Regions from separate parts of the Mus musculus genome. Here region 2 is linked to region 1. Evidence: chromatin loops called from intact Hi-C (ENCODE). Cell type or tissue: left cerebral cortex. All regions are shown on one strand.

The links. A loop is a pair of places that touch in the nucleus more often than their neighbours do. Peaks named below come from ENCODE experiments on the same cell type or tissue, not always from the same donor. Only the 100,000 strongest peaks of a DNase experiment are listed, where the experiment ranks them.
Region 2: it touches region 1 in a loop (5-fold over the local background); 2 of 42 quality-filtered maps call a loop at or near these places.

The regions. Positions count from the first base shown.
Region 1 is chr1:41,895,564-41,903,563 of GRCm38, reverse strand. Gm29260 (a long non-coding RNA gene) reads right to left here. Exons shown (of 6, transcript XR_373362.3): 2 at 6,033-6,204; 3 at 2,396-3,125. Among named protein-coding and RNA genes, the nearest start is that of Gm29260, 160 kb to the right of the region's middle. In left cerebral cortex, a CTCF peak has its summit at 5,606 (motif pointing left); DNase peaks (open chromatin) are centred at 2,939, 3,457, 4,556, 5,573 and 1 more place; H3K4me3 peaks cover 264 bases.
Region 2 is chr1:42,008,717-42,016,716 of GRCm38, reverse strand. No RefSeq gene overlaps it. Among named protein-coding and RNA genes, the nearest start is that of Gm28175, 250 kb to the left of the region's middle. In left cerebral cortex, no CTCF peak of the experiment used is centred here; DNase peaks (open chromatin) are centred at 3,610 and 4,171; H3K27ac peaks cover 1,084 bases.

The DNA.
Region 1 (8,000 bases):
AGTAGGTATTATATAGTATATAGCAAAATGTATATAGTATTACAGTATGCAGTATATAGTATATTGTATATAGTATGTTTGCTTTAAAAAGGTATCTAAGATTAAATGAATACAATCATCTAATTCAAGTGTCCCAACACATGGAAGCATGAATATGTCATATAAAATCTACTGGAAATCATCCATCTTCCATTTAAAATATTAATGGCAGAATTCTGATGAATATAAAAGGACAGAATCCCACTGATTATATGTATGCAATAATAATTCAGGTAGTGATCAAATGGACTATTTTATTGTATGACTAGGACTGACCACTTCTAACAAAACAGACCTTGATTTGGGAATTTGAGACGCAACCACAACATCTGTAATGAAATATAAGTTTCCTTCTCCTAAAGGCAACATCACAAACCTTTCCTTTTAGTCTAAGCCACAATTCTTTTAGAGGCCTAAAAGGTTGGTGGTATTTGGTATTATTAAAAAAGTCAAAATAAAATCCAAATGACTTGAGGAAGCTTTGATCTTGCAAATACAAGGTTAAAGTTAGCCTGTTCACTTTATGTCCAAACCAAGTTTTAAACCTTCCATATTTCAATATTTTTGGTGGACATTCTGGGATTAGAACTATAAGCTCTGCAAACATGCCACAGCATGAAATGGAGACAGAAGTCCTGACTGGTGCTTCCCGCTTATAGACTGCATCAGAGATGGAGACAGGGGCATATTGTAAGGAGATATTCCCAAGGCCCTGAGGCTATAACAGGAAAGGTAGAAAGGAAAGTGCAACTGAACACCAAACACATCTGAATTCTTTGAGCCTGACTGCACTGGATGATTTCCAGTAGATTTTATATGACATATTCATGCTTCCATGTGTTGGGACACTTGAATTAGATGATTGTATTAATTTAAAGTTTGATACCTTTTAAAGCAACCATACTATATACTATATACTGTCTAATATATACTATATAATGGTGACATGTCACCTCAAGAGAATCACAGGAGGCCAACTACAATTACAACAGGCAGTCATTGGTATCTCCAGAACTCAAGAAGCCTCCTACGTCTCACCTACAGGAGCTTTTATCTAGAAGGCCTCAGTCATTTGCAAGAAACCATGGTGAGGGACACTAAGGAACAGAATGCTTCAGAGGTGGACATTGCTTCTGTAAACCTTCTCAACAAAGTGGTGACTATAATTATAAATGGGGGCCAGATAAAAACCTAAATGATTTTTTTTTAATTGTTGTTAAGTTGGGTTGGATTCTGTTGCTCCATGAGTTGGTTGCCAAGGTTATTGAGAACATGTAAATGGAAGTAGCACTTTCCTTTAGAGACTGGAATTTTCAACAGGTTGTCCTGCCCTGTTGGGACGTTGCTCATTCAGAGTTTTTGATAGTGTATTGACCGTCCATGCTCCAGTATTTCTCTTCCTGTTTAGTCTTTGTCTTTTCTAGTCTTTTCCTCATATGATCTATCTACATTAATGTCAATGGTGCCTGAAGTGTTCTTTGGTTCCATTTAATACATCCTGGTTGTTGTATTGAAGAGAAAGGTGGGTCACTGGTGAGACAGTGGGTCCTGATGCTCAAGTCTTCAGTTTCCACACACAGTGGGAGCTCTTCACCATCACACGCAGGCACATCACAACGAGGGAGACTGAGGTCTTAAAAGACAGGATAAAAACATGGAAACGACCTGCACCAAGGCCAACATCTTCCAGAGGATGAAATGCAGCCAAGATTTCACATGACTCACTGGTCACGTATGATGGAAGTTAATTAATTTATGTTTACTAGAAGTTCGGCAGACCAGCCCTGCAGCGTGTGACAATATGGTGCACATATGAGCATGCTGAGTGACTCTAGACATGAAGTGAAGGCTTATGGGAGGGGGGATGCTAATTATTTCTTTAACACTACAGACTTTTAAAGTTCTCAGTTAATTATGCAAATGCTTTTTTGAAAGAGTTTTAAAATTCTAGTTGAGGAACTGATTAAAAGAAATAACTTACACCATAAAAATTATTCATTTTGGAGCTGGAGATATGGCTCAACAATTTAGAGCATTTGGTGCTCTTGCAAGGGATTTGAGTTCAATTCCCATCTTCCACATGAAGTCTCACAACAGTTTGTAACTTCAGTTCTGAATCATCTAATCCCTTCTTCTGACCACTTTGGGCACCAGACATCCACATGGTTAACAGATAAACATGAGAACAAGCACTTATAAACATAAGACTTATACAAATATAAAAACAACAACAAAAACTAAAAAACAAAACAAAAAGAAACTTTATCAAAATATTCCTTTTTTATAAAGAAGCGCAGGGCTATTTCGTTCACTTTATTCCCAGTGGTTTCATTGAGAGACAGTGTACTCAACTGACCTGTTAATCCTTCTGGGCACACGGTAGGTTGGACTTCTTCCATGCCTTCAGCATGGGCATGGTTATGTAACCAACTCGAGTCAGCCACAGGTAAATATCAGAACTTTCAGGAGCTACTCTAGGGTGCAGAATTTGAAAAGATTCCTGTGTGGAGACGGTGTCCCCATCAACCTGGGTCTGGATTAACTCAATAGACTAGGAGACTTTTGTTATGTTCAGGTTCCATCCATGGTCGAACCTAGAATGGAAATGTCAGTTTGCGCCTCACAGCTCTCGCGATTCTTCAGGCTGTGTATCGCGGCGAGATCCAGACCATCTGGCGGGAATGATGCATTTCTGATTAGTGCCCTATCATCTGGGTCTCCCTCTGAGATTGGACTTTTTCTGGCAACTCTCGGAGACTTCTGAATCCGCATTCTAAATGCCAGCACTGAAGAGATTGCCTTGCTCCCAGTGAAAACATAAAATGTTGATATAATCCTCTCAAATGTTCTGATAAACTATGGCCCAACAACATTTATCCCATTCTTTTACAGTCCTGGAAGATGGCCACGTTGACATACCGATGTTATATTCATAGATCCCCAGACAGTGAGGTTTATAGCATATGTTTCTATTTCAGTTCTGAAAATCAGTTGTAGCAGTCAAGTTAGTCATGTCGTTCTGTCCAAAACAGGGGACGATTCTGGACAGGCATGCAGGGTGAAGGATTACATGAGAGAACCAAGTGCTGTGGATTTAAAAGGAAGTGTATTGATATTGTAGGAGAACAAAATCAGCATCTCCGAGACATAAAAATAGCGCAAGTCTCCACATTAAATTCTATGAATCTCAGTTTGATCTATATATGATAAAATATTCAGGGGCTCAGAGGAATTAAATATTTTAGTTAGAGAAGGATATTTTAGCTAAAGTCTTTTGCAGTCTTTCTCTCTGAAATGAATTTGACCCAGAGTCTGAAAGTGAGAGGGTCAGAACAGAGCAGGTTCAAGGCCATGTATGAAGGTGAGTTCCAGTCTCTATAATAACCCTCGAGGCTGGAGCTTCACAGCTCTCAGTTGCTACACTTCTGAATTATTCTCTTGAGATCAGTCAGGTACTACGTATGGGCTGGATAGAAAATAAAATTGGAATACTGGAAACTAAAAACAGAATTGCCATATGGTCTAGTAATCCCATTTCTGGGTACATATCCAATGAATTAAATCGGGATGTCAAGGAGACATCTGCAGTCTCATGTTCATTTCAGAATTATTCTCAATAGCCTAGACATGGAATCATGAAATCAATATAAGTATCCATCAATAGAGGAATGAATATGAGAAGCATGGATGTGACACACATGCACACACACACACACACACACATACACACACACAAACATATATGCACAATGGAATACTATACAGCCTGTAAGAAGAATTATATTCTTTTATTCATGACTACTTGGATGAGAGAGGAAAATACATCAAGTCAAATAAAACTGGCACAGAAAAATTTTATATGGTATGATATTTCTATACAAAGTATTTAAAATGTTTGATTCAAAGAAGCTGAATAGGTTGGTGGTTATCAGTGGCTGGGGGTGGAGGAGTTGATAAATGTATTCATGATCAAAATAAAGTCATTCAGTCAAGATTATAAACACAAACTTTTGTGAGTTGTTGTACTGCCTATCATAGTTTATGATATGTTTCAAAATTTATAAACATGAATTTAATATTTTTATCACACACAAAAATGTGTTACCAGATGTCTTAAAAACCTTGACCAACTATTTGTACAATATATACACAGACCAAATATGAATTAATTGTCATAAGCATGCACAATTATTAATCATCAAACATTTTAATTACAAACACTCAAAAAACTGAAAGATTATAGCAAAGTCACATCAGAGTTTAAGAGGCATCTGTGTGTACTCATGTATGTGCATGCATGCATGCCTGTATGTAGCAGGATTGACAAGAGTTTTGAAATTGAATTTACTCTCAAATTCTGCCCTTGCCTTAAATGGCTGTCTGTAATGAAATCCTTGAGAAGCGACGTGGGAAGAGCCAGCTTGGATGTGGAAAGGCAAACTTCTGCATACTCATGTTTCCAGTTATAAGAGATAATCGCTAGCCCAGTGGGGAATGCCTGTTTTAAACTCTAACAGTGCAAGTTTGAAAGTTTTCTTGCGTATCATCCTACAGGAACAAAACAAAATCCATACAACTTATGTAACTGCCATTTATGCCCAGATAGAATTACTAACACGCTGTTTGTTTTCACTCTGTAGTATGGGTGTAGACATTTTGTCTTGAAATTGGTTGACTTTCACATTAAATAGAGCATGTGCACGTGTTCTGGCTGGGAATCAGTTTGTGGATGCAAGGTGGGCTTTAAAATGTCCCTTTTCGGTAGTGACAAGGTTAGCTTCATTCAGTAAAATGTCAAACTTGACTTTCCTGTTTTGGGCCACTTCTCGCTAACGGCAGACTAGGAACATATTAACGTCATTAGACAGAGCCAGTGAACTTTCTTCCTGGTTAAATTATGATTATGAAAATGATATTGGTTAGTATAAAAGGAGAGTGTTTTCTTCCAAATCATAAGCTTGATCATTTTCAAGCAAAAATAATTCTCACTCAGGAGCCCAGGAGCGCGTGTTCACAGCGCTTGATTTACACATGTATGTGAGTCACAAATATATTATGACAAATGCAATTTAAGTTATATGCATTATAATGATTACATTTTAAATATTGAAATTCTTCTATGCTTGGTATGGTTATCGTTCCTCGATCTCTACCTGCTAGTGCCCCGTTTGTTAGCAATAGGAAGCTGCAACAGTGAGTGTTGTTTTCTCTGAGTACATGAGTATGTGTATGTAAATGCTGTGATTTTTGTCCTGTGTAAATTGATTCTCAGATTCAGATTCATAGATTCACACTTTCTCTATTGGGAAGCGCTGCCAAGTGTGTGGCTAATAACTAAGGCATCTGTGTGCAGGACTTCAAACCTAGACCTTCAATGGATCTGCACAAAAATTCCATTTGGCAGCCTACATGATATGTGACATCCACACCTACCCCATATGCGATAGAGGTACTCCACTCGATGCCTTGACAAATTCTGTTTGTTTGTTTGTTTGTCTCCTAAACTAGTTGCTTTCTTGAAGCGCAGTTTGTTATTTCCTTAAATCCTATCTCCCCCTGCTGGCTGTGCAACATGGAGCCTGTCTAGACAGCATAAAAAATGACCTGCAGAGGATGGAAGCAGCTAGCAAGAATAAATAAATGTGAATAAATGTTCACATGTACACACATGCACATATAGTGAAACCAAGGTTTTTGGCAGTGTAAACTGTGCCTTGGATTAGAATTTTTAAGTCAGGAGCTTATAAACAATATTTTTTTTTTTAAATTAAGCAGTAAAACAAAAGTCTCAGGTAAGAGTGCATGCTTGTACATACAAAATGTCAAGTGTGCTGTAGTCATAGCTTTGATAGTATATTGTCATATAGACGGTTTGCTCTGTGACTTATGGGAATATGAAGGAGACACATACTCCTAGGTCTGTATGTCAATGCACATATTAGTAGTCCAAGATTATCAAGAAGCTAAGAAAAAGTTAGTGTGTTTTATATTACCTTTGTGGTCTTCTCACAGTAGAGAGAGGTGTACGGGCCTTTGCAGATTTCCCACCCTTTGGGAAGCAGACAGGTCCTCGGATTAGGCCATCAAGTGTGTAAAGTGGAATCATTCACGAAGACATCCATGGGAGCCCAGGAAGCATCGTTTTCAGAACTGTGTCTACATGCTCTGCAATTTACATTAAATTGCTATGTTTTGGTTAAATGGCACCTTAGTTCCCAAGCTACTCTTTCAATAGTTGTTTCTTTAATTATTATTTAATTTTGTGGTTATGACTGGTTTTCAGTTAAAGAGGGTACTACTGACAAATTCAATTAAATGAAAATAGAGGACTTAATGGTCCATGCTAATGCTTCATTTCATACATAATATTTTATCATTTTCTGTGCAAATTTGTAATGAGTGCTTGGTTTGTATTAATAAATGCTTACATTTGGGCCACATAAAGTATAGTAATTAAAATAGTTTCCTAATAATATTTACTTATAAGTGGTCTAAAAACAATTAACCCATTGATTCCAATTACTTTTTAGAAAACCAACTTCGAAGATTATGATTCTTTGGCATCAAAATATTCTCTCTGTTCTACTTTTAATAAAGCACCCGGGGTGCTCCTTTATTGTATTTTAATAGGGCTTGTCATGCATCTGCCGCAACACAGATTGCATAGACTAATGGCAAACAAAAATTTTAAACAAAACTACCACTTTTTTTGAATTAGGAACAAAGGACATGTGTTCCGGATCTGATTTCCAAATATTTAAACTGAGAAATGTAACTGTTTATTGTATTGAAATGAACAAGGGTGGGCTGTCTTTTGCTCTTTAAAGTAAATGTTTCTCTATGGCCTCCCCCCACCCTTATAACCTATAACAGAAGCCATCTGTAGACAATTTACATTCCTTCCCATACCAAGAGAAGATATTCTGCCTCTCCAAATGAACGAAGATCTTATTTACAAATACACCACAGAACCTGTTCTTCACAACTTGGTCTGCAAGAGCAAAGCTCAAAGTCAGACATGCTCAATGTGATATTTACAGGCGAAACAGGGAAATAAGAGTTTTATCCTGCAATTTGTAAAGTGGGAATTGATACATTTGCTTAGAGTTATTTCATTTTCGACATCAGATGACAGGGAGCTCACCGGATTTCTGAAATGTCTCCTTCAGAACTGCAGTCAAGATATCAGGTCTCATGAGAGCTCCAATAGGAAAATTCGAAATGTTGGTGACACTGTATGGTGTTATTTTCCCCCTGGCACATTTCACCATTGATTCTGAGATTAAGAAGAAGGAGACAAAGATGGCCAAAGTCACAGAAAGTGTTGCTATTTTAATATACAGGAAAATGCAAGAAAAACCCTTGAGATCGCCTTGTCTTTAACGATTACTAAGTATGGAGATAAACACAACAGAATCAGGCAGAACAAACTAAAATTTGAAATCACTAAATCTCGTCATGCTAAAATAGTTAGGACTCATCAGAGAAACCTTGTGTCTGTAAGAGCTTAGAAATGACAGTTGCTGTTGTGAGTTTCTGTTGTAGCAGAAAGGATTTTATGATGGAGCTTCTGTAGGTTTCTTCTGCAGTGGTTATGTCCCTTGAAATGCATGGCTGTCTGCTCTGAAGATAGAAGCATGAGTTATTGCTACTTATGAGGTAGGTGAACAACCATGTCTTCTGGCCAGAGACTAACAACAGGAAGATCTGTTACTGCATTTCATAGATGCTTTTAGCAGTTAAGATATCTTTTCAACTCAATGTTCTAGATCATTCTGGAAATTTAAACCTAGTGATTTTTGTTTAAGACTTACACTTTGACTGGGTGTGATGGCACATGCCTTTATCCCCAGCACTCAGGCGGAAAAGGCAAGCAGATATCTGTGAGTTCAAGGTCAACTCATCTGAAGAGTGAGTTACAGGACAGCCATGGATAAACACAGAGAAACCCTGTCTTGGAA
Region 2 (8,000 bases), 110 kb before region 1:
TAAATGTGGCTATCTTAGCTGAGTCAGGCTACTCTGATAGTGACCACACCATATCCATTCACTTTGCTTAGATGAGAACAACTTTGTTGGGTGTTAAATAAGCAACTAATATGACCCTTATCACAAAAGGGGGGTTGCATACTATATATGTGCCCCAAACAATACTTACTATTTGAGACAAATCTCTGTCTGTCCAGAGAGGTACATTACATTTGAGCTCTGTACATTTAAACTTTAGATTCTTTCCTCCAAAATAAAGCTTTCTTTTCTTTTTTTTTAAATCAAACTCACTCACTCCCTTTCTCTATAAAATATATTACATAATCTTCATCTACATATTTGTCTGTCTATCATCTATCATCTATCTATCTACCTATCATCTATAAATCCAATTTATATCTACTTATCTATCATCTATTTATCACTTATCAACCTCTCTCTATTTCCTTTTTTTTCCATTTTTTATTAGGTATTTAGCTCATTTACATTTCCAATGCTATACCAAAAGTCCCCCATACCCACCCATCCCCACTCCCCTACCCACCCACTTCCCCTTTTTGGCCCTGGCGTTCCCCTGTACTGGGGCATATAAAGTTTGCAAGTCCAATGGGCCTCTCTTTCCAGTGATGGCCGACTAGGCCATCTTTTGATACATATGCAGCTAGAGTCAAGAGCTCCGGGGTACTGGTTAGTTCATAATGTTGTTCCACCTATAGGGTTGCAGATCCCTTTAGCTCCTTGGGTACTTTCTCTAGCTCCTCCATTGGGAGCCCTGTGATCCATCCATTAGCTGACTGTGAGCATCCACTTCTGTGTTTGCTAGGCCCCGGCATAGTCTCACAAGAGATAGCTACATCTGGGTCCTTTCAATAAAATCTTGCTAGTGTATGCAATGGTGTCAGCGTTTGGATGCTGATTATGGGGTGGATCCCTGGATATGGCAGTCTCTACATGGTCCATCCTTTCATCTCAGCTCCAAACTTTGTCTCTGTAACTCCTTCCATGGGTGTTTTGTTCCCAATTCTAAGGAGGGGCATAGTGTCCACACTTCAGTCTTCATTCTTCTTGAGTTTCATGTGTTTAGGAAATTGTATCTTATATCTTGGGTATCCTAGGTTTGGGGCTAATATCCACTTATCAGTGAGTACATATTGTGTGAGTTCCTTTGTGATTGTGTTACCTCACTCAGGATGATGCCCTCCAGGTCCATCCATTTGGCTAGGAATTTCATAAATTCATTCTTTTTAATAGCTGAGTAGTACTCCATTGTGTAGATGTACCACATTTTCTGTATCCATTCCTCTGTTGAGGGGTATCTGGGTTCTTTCCAGCTTCTGGCTATTATAAATAAGGCTGCTATGAACATAGTGGAGCATGTGTCCTTCTTACCCGTTGGGGCATCTTCTGGATATATGCCCAGGAGAGGTATTGCTGGATCCTCCGGTAGTACTATGTCCAATTTTCTGAGGAACCGCCAGACTGATTTCCAGAATGGTTGTACAAGCCTGCAATCCCACCAACAATGGAGGAGTGTTCCTCTTTATCCACATCCATGCCAGCATCTGCTGTCACCTGAATTTTTGATCTTAGCCATTCTGACTGGTGTGAGGTGGAATCTCAGGGTTGTTTTGATTTGCATTTCCCTGATGATTAAGGATGTTGAACATTTTTTCAGGTGCTTCTCTGCCATTCGGTATTCCTCAGGTGAGAATTCTTTGTTCAGTTCTGAGCCCCATTTTTTAATGGGGTTATTTGATTTTCTGAAGTCCACCTTCTTGAGTTCTTTATATATGTTGGATATTAGTCCCCTATCTGATTTAGGATAGGTAAAGATCCTTTCCCAATCTGTTGGTGGTCTTTTTGTCTTACTGACGGTGTCTTTTGCCTTGCAGAAACTTTGGAGTTTCATTAGGTCCCATTTGTCAATTCTCGATCTTACAGTACAAGCCATTGCTGTTCTGTTCAGGAATTTTTCCCCTGTGCCCAAATCTTCAAGGCTTTTCCCCACTTTCTCCTCTATAAGTTTCAGTGTCTCTGGTTTTATGTGAAGTTCCTTGATCCACTTAGATTTGACCTTAGTACAAGGAGATAAGTATGGATCGATTCGCATTCTTCTACACGATAACAACCAGTTGTGCCAGCACCAATTGTTGAAAATGCTGTCTTTCTTCCACTGGATGGTTTTAGCTCCCATGTCGAAGATCAAGTGACCATAGGTGTGTGGGTTCATTTCTGGGTCTTCAATTCTATTCCATTGGTCTACTTGTCTGTCTCTATACCAGTACCATGCAGTTTTTATCACAATTGCTCTGTAGTAAAGCTTTAGGTCAGGCATGGTGATTCCACCAGAGGTTCTTTTATCCTTGAGAAGACTTTTTGCTATCCTAGGTTTTTTGTTATTCCAGATGAATTTGCAAATTGCTCCTTCTAATTCGTTGAAGAATTGAGTTGGAATTTTGATGGGGATTGCATTGAATCTGTAGATTGCTTTTGGCAAGATAGCCATTTTTACAATGTTGATCCTGCCAATCCATGAGCATGGGAGATCTTTCCATCTTCTGAGATCTTCTTTAATTTCTTTCTTCAGAGATTTGAAGTTTTTATCATACAGATCTTTCACTTCCTTAGTTAGAGTCATGCCAAGATATTTTATATTATTTGTGACTATTGAGAAGGATCTATCTACTTACCAATCCATCATCTATCTACCTACTGATCTATCTATCATCTATCTATTTCATTTATCTCTTATCATCTATCAATCTATCTATCTATCATCTATCTCATGTATTTATATCTCTATCGTCTATCTATCTATCTATCTATCTATCTATCTATCTATCTATCTATCTATCTATCTATTTATCTATCTACTCTCTGTCCTCCTATTGCATGAAAAAGTAGAATACTGATTTGGTTTCAACTCCTCCCGAGCTTCAGTGACGATGCAGTGCGCACCTTGCAGGCAGTAAATGTCCCTGCATACCCATTCTCGTATGTGGGTCTTAAAGTCCAGACCACCCTGAGGATTTTAACATTTGAAATGCGATTTTTCACAGGACCATATTGTCTGGTTGTCCTTGTGATCTGTCACTGGTAATCAAACTTTGCTTTTGGTGATTGTGTTTGAAATTATGTGTTTGGTGATTGTGTAGAATTATGTGTCCACATTTTCACATAATTCAGACTGAATATTGGCAGATCTGCCCTGATCACCAAGGCACATCAGGATGTCAGTACTTCGATGCCTGTTCTCTGTAAAACAGAACATAGGACTTGGAGCTGATGGGTGCCACCTTAAATTGGGGGAACTCTGTACATTTCACACACTTGAGTGTAAGATGCTTAGACACAACCATGGCTAAACTTCTCTCTCCCCTTTCATCTAAATATATGGGTTTTGAGTAGGATTGAGATCATTTTCAAACACCATCTTTTTTTCCTAACATAATTCTTCTTCTTCTTTTTTTTCTAACTTATATTAAAGACTTCCAGTTTCATCTCCCAAACACAACTCATACTTTCCTGCTTCTTACCATCTGCTGGGACCCAGCATCTGCCGTTTCCCGCCTACTTCTTCTGTACCCCTGGTAGTCTGTGATTACACACTCTCAACTATGGTATTGGTGCAGAGGCGTGGCACCCAGATGGCTCTTTTGAAAATGTTCTCACCCACCACTGCCCCCACCTAAACCTATTGTGCTCAGAATAAAATTCAGACTCCTGATGATGACATAAAGATACTGGCTCCTTGTGTATCTTTCTGGTGTACTTTGATTTCTTCTGTCTCTTTACTTCTTCCCACCCTTCCATCCTCTCTCTGCAACTCACCCACTCATTTGCTCTTTCACAGGGACCACAGATTGGCCTTGGAACACAGATCTTGCATTTCTTTTGCTTTTATCAGATTGTGTTCTTGGGTTCTGTGCATGGCTGGTTCCCTTTGTCTGTCAGATTTCAGGTCAAGTATCCTTTCTTCAGTCTTACCCTTCCTGTGTGAGTCCTCTTTCGCAACTGAATTACCCTCCAGCCACCTTCATTTTCCGCACAGAAATTTTCATGCCCTCAATTTACTTGGCTTCCTAATCCCTTCCATTCAAGGTTGCACCTCACTGTGCATATGCAACCTCTGTGATGACAGAGGCCACTCCTTTTCTCTTGAGACTCTCCTGATGTCTCGGACATTGCTCAGCAAATACTTGTGAAATGGGTTAAAAATGTTTCCACCGAGAGCATATGCTTACAGCCTGTGCAGCTGCTGAGGAGATCCCAGCCCAGTGGTAGACACAAATGAAAAGTCTGTTTCTTTTCCAAGTGTTTTTAGAAACAGAGAAAAATCAATAACCATAAAAAATTACTATTTCTTTTCCCCCCAAATTTTGACTCAATGTTTAATGCATGTTAATGTTAGCCCAGTTTACACCCATAGGAACATATATAAGAAAATAAACAACTTTCACAGCTACAAGAAAGGAAAAATAAAGAGACTTCTAGTTCAGTGGCTGGCAAAATGTCCCATAAAGGGCCAGAAAATAGTAACTACTTTAGGCTTTGCAAGCAACACAGTCTCTGACAAAGACATTTGTCTTGATGGTCACTGGATGAGTATGCACAAAGTTGTACACTCCAAGTACATCTGTGCTTCATTATAATCTCACCTACTGACATTACAATATGGATTTCATACAATCTCCACCTAACAGGAAGCATTGATCTTATTTTTCTTATTTTCTTCAATAATTCAAAATATGAAAACACTATTATCTTGCAGGCCACATAAAAGCCAGGGTTGAGAAGATCTGAGCTGAGGCCTGTAGTGTGCTCTCCCCCTCTAGATATATTTAATTTTACTCAACTCCCACTACTTTGGCCTGAATAAATTGATATGTATTCTCCCTCATTATAACCCCCCCAAGCCTCATTTGTGTAGTAATGGAAGGAATACTTTATGTTATATAGCTTCCTCATTGGATAACACATGTTTTCTGAAAATTATTTTTATAAATTCACATTAGTCTGTGTGTTTTTCCACACACCCTACTCTGCTATTCTATGCTTTGTTACTCGACCCTTCCATCATTCCTACTCTCTCAGATGAAGACCATGCTTGGGAAAAATGAAAGAAAGATAAATAAAAATGTAGTATATGCTCTATGTACTATATTCTAAAGAAAAATATTTTATCATCACTTAAATATAATTATAAAATTAGGAATAAGGAACATTTAAATAACTACTTCCTATTTGTGCTTCTTCTTTAAACTTCTTATTCCAAGTCCTCTGAGTGTTCCACTTCACTATATTTAGATCTTAAGTGTCTTCCAGGGGCCAATGGGTTGGAGGCTTTGTATCCACGCCATATCATTATTGAGAGGAACCTTGAGCAAGAGAAATGACATCTGACCTTTGTGGTGTACCTCTGAAAGAGATGCTAGGATCTCACCCTCTTCTTACCTATTTTTTCTTCATGACTGCTGAAAACTTGAGATGGTTAAGTTTTTCTCCACCATATGTTCCCACCACCAAAGCAGCAGAGCAAGAGACTATGGACTGAAGACTCAGGAACTGTGGGCCTAGATAAATCTTTTTTCTTCCCAAGTTACCGTTTTGTCATAGCAATAGGGAGCTGGCCTACAGTGTTCTGGCTCCCATCCCATTCCAACTTCACCTTTTCCCCTTCACTGACTGAACAACAATCAGATTCCCAGAGCCTACCCACTCTTGTCTTATCCTAAGTTTTTCTCTGAAGCATAGTTCACAATGTCTGACAAACCCAGACATTCAATCTTTTTATACATCCTAACCTACTTGACTACATCCATATGCTATTTTGCTACCCTTTCCAAATATAAAACACTACCAATTACTCTTCTTATTGAGGGATTTGTTATGTGGGCAAAGCTAGGCAGGAATGTCTCATTCTTGATCCATGCCGCATCCTCTAGCATGGCCAGAGTAAGTATTAAAGACCATCGTAAATCAAGAATTCCTTCTGTCTAGAAGATTGCCACTTAGAAATCCGCAGGTATCTTGGGCTGAGAATGTGATCATCCCATGCCAGTGGCAAATATTTAGTGGGAATTTCTGGTTTCTTAAGGCTAACAGAGCTCAAATGATGCTATACTTGATAGGAACTATACCACAGACACTAGGCTCTAGGCCTTAAGATTCTTTTGAGAGTAATAATATTAGCCTTCCAGAAGCCTGTAACTATGAGTTCTTCTCTGTATTTCCTCTGTGTGACTATTCCTCTTTGTCATTATCTTTATACATCATTTGCCACCATATCCTCAAATCCTCTGACCTGTTGGATGCTGTTCTTGCTCAACATGCATCCAGTCCTTGGTTTATCTCCTCTTTTGCAAAACTCATCTTCTTTTCTTATGTTCAGAATTTAGATAAGATATTGAAGTTATCTCTGTGTGGCTCTGTCTCTCTTTCTTCAGTTGAGCCAGATGTCATCCCCCAGTAGTTAAACACCAGTGACATGTGAGTTATGTTTTAACTCACACTCATTTTCTTTAGCTCCAGACCCAGTTTTCCTGTCCTATGTATGATGCATGAACATTCCACTTGGTTGCACTCTGGTCATGTTGAAGGTTGTCGCTTGGCAATACTGCATGCTTGAAAGGCTTCATCTACACACAAGCTTTGCTCTACACCATCAGTGCTTTTGCTCCCTGAATGGACTCCTCTCATCAGCCAAAGCCTGGCTGACACACTTCCACTCTGTGAACCACCACAGGCCTGCAGACTGGCTGTGCTGAATAAGTACCCATAATGTTGTATATTCTTTGTATGTGCGAGTGATAATTTTGTTTGATGACAATCTTCAGCTCCTGTCATAGACCCTTGGCTCATGTTCAGATATTGATTATGGTGTATATTTACAGAAATATAGCAATTCCAAACAGTGTGGCATTCATTTGTAGAAAAGACTACATAAAACTTTGAGGAGCCAACTTTGACTGCCGAAAGCAGAGTTCTGTGGTTCTGTTTGGAAGGTTCTGAGGCAAGGAAGCCTTTGGAAAGAGGGGTACACTGTTCTTCATACTAGAATAATGTGCTTTGTGCTTGTCAACCATGGTGGCCAAAACCAGCTTCAATGTTACACACAACTATTTTTCTGTTTGGCTTTAAATGATTTTTGAGAAATTTGGAAGGCATTGAATAGTCACCTTGCCTCTGTAGACTAGTCAAAATTAAAGTAAAGCTGCCAACTCTCTGGGATCCAGTAGCCTCTGCTAGGATCCTAGGTTGATGTGGTCAGTTCCAGCAAATGAATTTTAATTAAGCATGTTGGAGGCTATTTTGAGAAATATCAACATACAACTTAGCTCTTTTCACACCACAACCAGAATGACATTAAGCTTCACAAAGAAAAACAGGGGAGGAGCTGGTTATTGTGGCTGCAAAGCATAGCAAGAGAGGGCACAATTCTTTGATTCAAAAGAAAAATATTCCTACATAGTATTTTTTTTTTTTTGTTGTTTTTGTAACTGAAACTCTGAACTTGCAGGGTATATGCAGGCTTCCTCTAGTACAATAAAATATCATACTTGCTCAGAGTTAGCCTGCTCCAAAAGAAATTTACTACCACATTGGGAAGCATTTTCTTGACCTATCTTATTTCTTCTAATCATTGTCCCCCGCCCCTTCACTGGAGAATTTCCTATTATTTAGCAACATATGGATGAAACATTTTTTTTTCAGTAATCATGTCTGAACAAAGTAATCATTCTCTCATTAGCCAATTATTCTTCAGACTCCCACAGAACAGGCAGATTTCTTAGAGAGTTACTTTTACCAACCCCATGCAATCAGATTCCCTCATCTGCCTCATTCAAATGGCCTAATTCAGAGATCACAGCACAGATAACAGAAGTTCCTTACCTTCTTGTCACACAGACATCCTATTGCAGGAGCATCTTCATTTCATCAACTCAGAAGAGCCAGTTAGAAGTAGAGTGCACAGTAGGTTGTTTGAGGGAAGAAATTAT